Regions from separate parts of the Homo sapiens genome. Here region 1 is linked to region 2. The links are chromatin contacts, found by Hi-C or POLR2A ChIA-PET in ENCODE. All regions are on one chromosome and are shown on one strand. Each heading gives the region's core, a stretch centred on a gene start or an enhancer-like site at or near the end of the contact. The rest is flanking DNA. Distances are from core to core; before and after follow the strand shown. Region 1 overlaps TEC (tec protein tyrosine kinase). Region 2 overlaps TEC (tec protein tyrosine kinase).

Evidence for each region. A loop is a pair of places that touch in the nucleus more often than their neighbours do. ChIA-PET counts read pairs that join two places held with the same protein, here RNA polymerase II (POLR2A). Pooled maps may share reads with other maps.
Region 1: a loop to region 2 is called in a map with no recorded cell type, with 4 times the contacts of the local background. The contact joins two enhancer-like sites. A Hi-C loop is called at or near these places in 1 of 168 maps with a recorded cell type or tissue (endothelial cell of hepatic sinusoid), 7 of 37 single-sample maps with no recorded cell type and 5 of 50 pooled maps. POLR2A ChIA-PET finds 5 or more read pairs at or near these places in 7 of 52 experiments (B cell, GM12878, PC-9 and 4 more).

The regions. Positions count from the first base shown.
Region 1 is chr4:48,172,218-48,175,163 of GRCh38, forward strand. All of the region lies in intron 3 of TEC (tec protein tyrosine kinase), which reads right to left. Among named protein-coding and RNA genes, the nearest start is that of TXK, 39 kb to the left of the region's middle. Within about 2 kb of position 1,319, at least 6 of the 41 ENCODE cell types and tissues checked have a DNase peak (open chromatin) inside an H3K27ac peak, as active enhancers do; they include GM12878, where a contact is called at or near this core.
Region 2 is chr4:48,210,792-48,213,666 of GRCh38, forward strand. All of the region lies in intron 2 of TEC (tec protein tyrosine kinase), which reads right to left. Among named protein-coding and RNA genes, the nearest start is that of TEC, 58 kb to the right of the region's middle. RefSeq lists enhancers at 1,039-1,098, 1,629-1,688, 1,709-1,758. Within about 2 kb of position 1,525, at least 3 of the 41 ENCODE cell types and tissues checked have a DNase peak (open chromatin) inside an H3K27ac peak, as active enhancers do; they include GM12878, where a contact is called at or near this core.

The DNA of each region.
Region 1 (2,946 bases), core at 69-2,568, 39 kb before region 2:
CTAAGCCAGAAATTTTTTCATTTTATTCTTCATGGTCAGTCACAAGGCAGAAATCTGTTTAGACTGGCTAAAAAGTTAATACATGGCTAGAAACCTCCCTTTGTCACGTCCACACCCACTGGATTGAAAACCAAATAGCTCTTTCATTGATAAATGGTTATCACTGACCATATTCAATAGAGAATTCCTTCTTATTCATTTAAATCAAAGGAATGTACTTTTTTTTTTTTTCTTAGAGATGGGGTCTTGCTCTGTTGCCCATGCTGGATGGCAGGGGTGGAATTACAGCTCACTACAACCTGGAACCCCCTCGGCTCAAGTGATCTTCCCACCTGAGCCTCCAAAGTGCTAGGATTACAGGTGTGAGAGCCACGGTAACCAGCCAGAAATGCACTGTAATAGTAATGTGAACACCATAGAACAAATGATGCTATATACCATTCGCACCTTGCTGGAACTGCATAAGACACAAAAATGAATCGGACATGAAGCCTGTTTCTAAGACAAATATAGAAATACCTTATTACAAGACAGAAAGTGAGCCATGATATCAGAGCGATAAAGTGCTAAAGGAGATGTGAAGAGATGTGTTTCCTCATTTGCTCCATGATTTTCACATTTATGCAGGCTTGCCCACACAACCAACTCTGTACAGAAGGAACTATGCACCGTGAACTAGTCATTCTGAATTGACATTGAGATGTCTGGAAAAGACTGCTAGGGCCTTGGACCTTCCAGAAACCTGTGGTGTATTGTAATAACAATTTAATTTATTATAATAATTTACTGAGTCCCCACAATTGGGCTAAGCACTTTATATGCACTGCCTCATATCATCCATACAGCAATCCAGTTCTTTCTTAGTGTTAGAATCCTCTTTTTTCAAATGACAAAACCAAAGTGGCTGAGGTTAAGTCATATGAGTAGGATATTTAACCCCCAAATATCCCTTGACTATTCCCCTCCTGGAATCTGCCTTTCCAGACTCCAAGCAGTCTAACTTCCCCACAAAACTCATCTCGTGTCAGTACCGTGAGCCTGTGAAACTTCCTTAAAGTTTGTTAGACTAGCTAACCGCCTCCCCCCACCAAAAAAAACCTAATCCAAATTCAGAGTTTCGATAACTAAAACTAGCTTGATATATTACCTAGCTAACTTGGGGCATTTGTATTTCTACGAGAAGTTTCTAGGAATAGCACCCTGTTTTGGCATCTCAGGCTGAAGAGGTATTTGTGGGCCAGTATCTCCCTGAGCAAACCTCAGATCACACAATGTTGGCCTCTTGGGGAGAAGGATCCAGGGAGCTGTGTTTCTCTCTGCCTTAATTCTTGTGCTGAGTCATCCTACCACAGCAGAGGCTGTTGGGAGGGAAGAGCTTTGCAAACTTCAAGTGCAGAAACCATTTAAACAAGGAGGGAATACTCTCCCTCAGTAACACTACCCACTGGTAGTTACCCACCCTCCTATTTATATCTTCCATCCACTCATTCATTTATTCCATAGACTTAATAGTGTGGTGTAGGAGAAACAGCACAGACAAAAGGTAGACAGATCTGGGTTTGAAGCCCAGGGAAGACATGCCAGCTCCTGGGGATCTCCCAGCTGCCATCAGAATGACTCATCTAGAAAAGCATGAAGGAGCAACCATCCCATCTAGGCAGCTGGTGTGGATTCCCCACCATTCTCTCCATCCGTCCTACTTTCTTCTCCCAGTGTCTTTTGAAAATGTCTACTTCTACTTTTATTGTTTTCACTTTGCATCTGAACCTAATGTAAAATTTCACTATGAAAATGTGAAACTAGGATCTATACTTTCTTAGTTATACTTAAGTTATAATAAGAGAGGGTATTTTTCACCTTTTAAATCATGCTGCTTTAAATTGTATAAAGCTCAAGCTTATCCCTTCTTGATTAATTTTTCAGATTGTTTTCAAACTTTTCTCATATTTATTCATCTCAACAATTTTAGTAGTTCAGGGATGGAATGCGTTCTGTTCTACTTGTATTATCATTCTTAAAAGCAACCCAAAACTTGCAGAGTGAATCTCTCTTTCTTGGACAGCAAAAATCCTAATGCTGGGTCCAGAATCATGACAGCCACAGCTCCCCAATGCTGTCAATCCCTAGCATGTCTAATAGCCATCAAAGCTGTGGTAGGAGGCCCGGTGCAGTGGCTCACGACTGTAATCTCAGTACTTTGGGAGGCTGAGGCAGGCAGATCACTTGAGGCCAGGAGTTCGAGACCAGCCTGGCCAACATGGTGAAACCCTGTCTCTACTAAAAATACAAAAATTAGCCAGGCATGGTGGTATATGCCTATAATCCCAGCTACTTGGGTGGCTGAGGCATGAGAATCGCTTGAACCTGGGAAGTGGAGGTCTCAGTGAGCTGAGATCATACCACTGCACTCCAGCCTGGGTGACAAAGGAAGACTCCATCTCAAAGGAAAAAAAAAAAAAGAAGTGTGGTAGGAATGGTTCTCTGCTAAATTTCCATTATATATGCATTAAACATACTTAAGAAGAAGGTTTAAATTTATCTTACTTCTAGATCCAGGTGGTAGGTGTAATATTAGGTGTAATATTAATAGCAGCAGCAGTAGTAAGAGAATAGCAATAGTAATAATAGCAACTACCACTTACCTTGCTCTGATTATATGTCAAAGCTATTTATATATCACATCAGTTAATCCTCACAACAACCCCATGAAATGAGTACTATTATTGTTATTATTCCCATTTTTTAAGAGAGGAAACAGGCACAGAGAGGTTAAGTGACTTACACAAGCTCACATAGCCAGTAAGCAAATCAGGCAGTTTGGCCTCAGAGTCACCTCTCTAAGCACTTACTGTCCCTGTCCTTCACTCAGAGAAATGGTAGCTATAAAATAAGGAACAGGGAAAAGGAAAATTAAATGTAGCCCTTCCTCCATTTGTGATGTTGCCA
Region 2 (2,875 bases), core at 275-2,774:
TCACCTGTGATTAGTGACCTAATAACACAATGACACAATTACACTCATTGCAAATGCATTGATATCTGGGAAAAAACAGAGGCAAGAGCAAAGACTGAAACATGTAAAGACACAATGGGCAACAATGCAACCTACCTTATGTATATAATAATAACAGCTGCTTACATGCACTTACCTACCAGGACCTATCCTAGCCACTTTATCTATACTGATCCATTTACCCCTCAAAAACTCCTATGAGGGAAGTATTATTATTCTCCCCAGTTTAAAGGTGAGACACAGAGAGATTAAGTAATTTGTCCTAGGTCATGCAATTAATAAGTAACAGATTTAGAATTTGAACCCAGATAATCTGGCACAAGAGTCCATCCTCTTAGTCTCTCACTCCCTAACTTCACAGAAATTCTGTAAACTCAGAGATGGACCTAGACCACAGCTAAAGTTTCCTACAACTAAGAAGGAACAGAATACAGCTGATAAGCTGATTCTAGAACTTCAAGAAATATATTATCTCATCCAGTGAATTTTGGTCTTGTTTCCTGCAGATATTTTCATCAGAACACCTATCATTAGAAAGTGATTGTGAAGTCTGAAAATAAAAAAATCACTCTGAGGTTCAAAAAAAATTTTTTTAATTATATCTGATCATTAGCATCAAGCTGCTCATCATTTTCCAAGAAAATTCAAAGTTTTACTATTTATCCTTATATTGTACTACAATCAGTCCTAGTCAGGATAAGTTAACCCAAAAATGAGCTTACTTTACTATTTTCTAAAGTGTTAAACTAAATTACAAATATATTGCAGTAAATGTCCAGGAGTCTTCAACTGTGACAGTTTCTCTGCTGTTGAGATAGACAATGAACGTGAATAAATTCATCTTTGAGTCACTTGTGAGTTTTCTTTAAGAAGAATCACTTAAAGTATATATGAAATGTACCATTTAACAAAACTCACTTTAAAGTTCTTGAGCCTTACCACCTAAGCATAACCCTTTTCAGCTTCTTTAATATAAGCATTCACAGGCTGGGCACAGTGGCTCATGCCTGTAATCCCAGCACTTTGGGAGGCCGAGGTAGGTGGATTGTCTGAGCTCAGGAGTTTGAGACCAGCCTGGGCAACACGGTAAAACCCCATCTCTACTAAAAATACAAAAACTTAGCCAGGCGTGGTGGCACGCACCTGTAGTCCCATCTACTCAGGAGGTTGAGTCATGAGAATCACTTGAACCCCGGAGGCGGAGGCTACAGCAAGCAGAGATCATGCCACTGCACTCTAGCTTGGGTGACAGAGTGAGACTCTGTCTCAAAAAAAAAAAAATATATATATATATATATATATGTATATAAAAGCATTCACAGAAATATTTTTTTTCTGCTGGTCTCTCTTTTCTGCACAATTCTAATTTACTTAAATGCACAGGGTTCCTAACACCTCACAGGGGTACAGTGCGGAAAAAAACAAACATAAATGAACCACTGGTAAAAGAACACCCGTTGCAAGGTTTGTTATCTATACAGCCAAAGAAGGGAAGGAGGAAGGAAACATATGAATAGAGGTGGTCAGTGAAGTTACTGTTTAAGGAAGTCCCCCTTTGTGGGAAGTAGAACAGTGTGGTTTAACAGTACACTCGCCCGAAAGATAAGACATCTTGGTTCGCCTCCTCAGATGGGATGTCACTTCAGAGAACACTGTCCCCTAGTTTCTTCACTTGTAAAATAGTCCGTGGGCAAATCTGTGGGTTGTTTACAGTTATACTTTATGGGGCACTGAAGACAACAGAACAATGCAAGTATGTATACAAAACACTGATATTTCTGTGGGATCTGTGCTATGTAAAATGTAAGAACAGGAGGAAACCTTGAAATCCTCTAGGCACAACTGCCCCATATTACACTTGGAAACCCAATGTCCAGTGAAGTTGAGAGTCCCGTGGGCAAGTGCAAACAACGGTGGCACACAAGGTAAGAACGCCAGGTCTCAAGAGACCCCCTTCATAGCACAGCAGAGGTAGCATAACAAAGTATGTCATTATGAACCCACAGAGGTAGAACTATAGCTTAATCAGATTGTAAGCTTAATGAGGCCAGAACCATTCATCTTTTAATTACTCCATCCCTAGCACTGGGTACACACTCACTAAATCTTTGTTGTACAAGTGATGAAGAAAGTAAAACAAATGAGCTGAGTCCCATATTACAAATAAAAGATACTTCTACCAGGAAATTATAAACATATTCCTCTCAAAGGCACAAAATTTATATTTTACAATCTTATGAGTAAGGAATTACACCTATCCATGTGACTTTCGTAGTCGCAAATAAAATTAACAGCAATGCCTATGTGATTGCTTGGAATAAAGATAGAATAAGAAACATGTCATCTAACTAGGTAATGGGGAAAAATTCCTTTCCAATAATCTATTAAAAATCATTTTGCAATTTCACCTCAGTCTCTTGCTTACTCGTTTAATTTTATTTAACAAACAATATTGCACATATTTTGTAGTATTTTCTTTTCAGGGGCTTACCAATGTAGAATCATGCGAAACTTTGAGAAAGTTTTCTAATATGAAAAGTAAAAAAGGTAAATGAAGAGCTTTGGTAAGAAGACCAAAATGGTATTTTTATCTGAAGTAGTAATCAGTGAACATTAATATTTATTTATCTCAGAAGTACAGTATATTCACAAAACTAAAAGGTAATAACATCAGAAGTCCTCCTAAAAAAGTAATAATAGAATTAATTGCTGAGTAACACAAGTGTTTCTAAGCTCCTTTCTGCATATAATTTTCTACACGTACCTGACCAGCATCAACCTATGGCTAACAGTTGGTGTGTCTGAAATAGTTTTAGAAACAACTCAAAATGTAGTA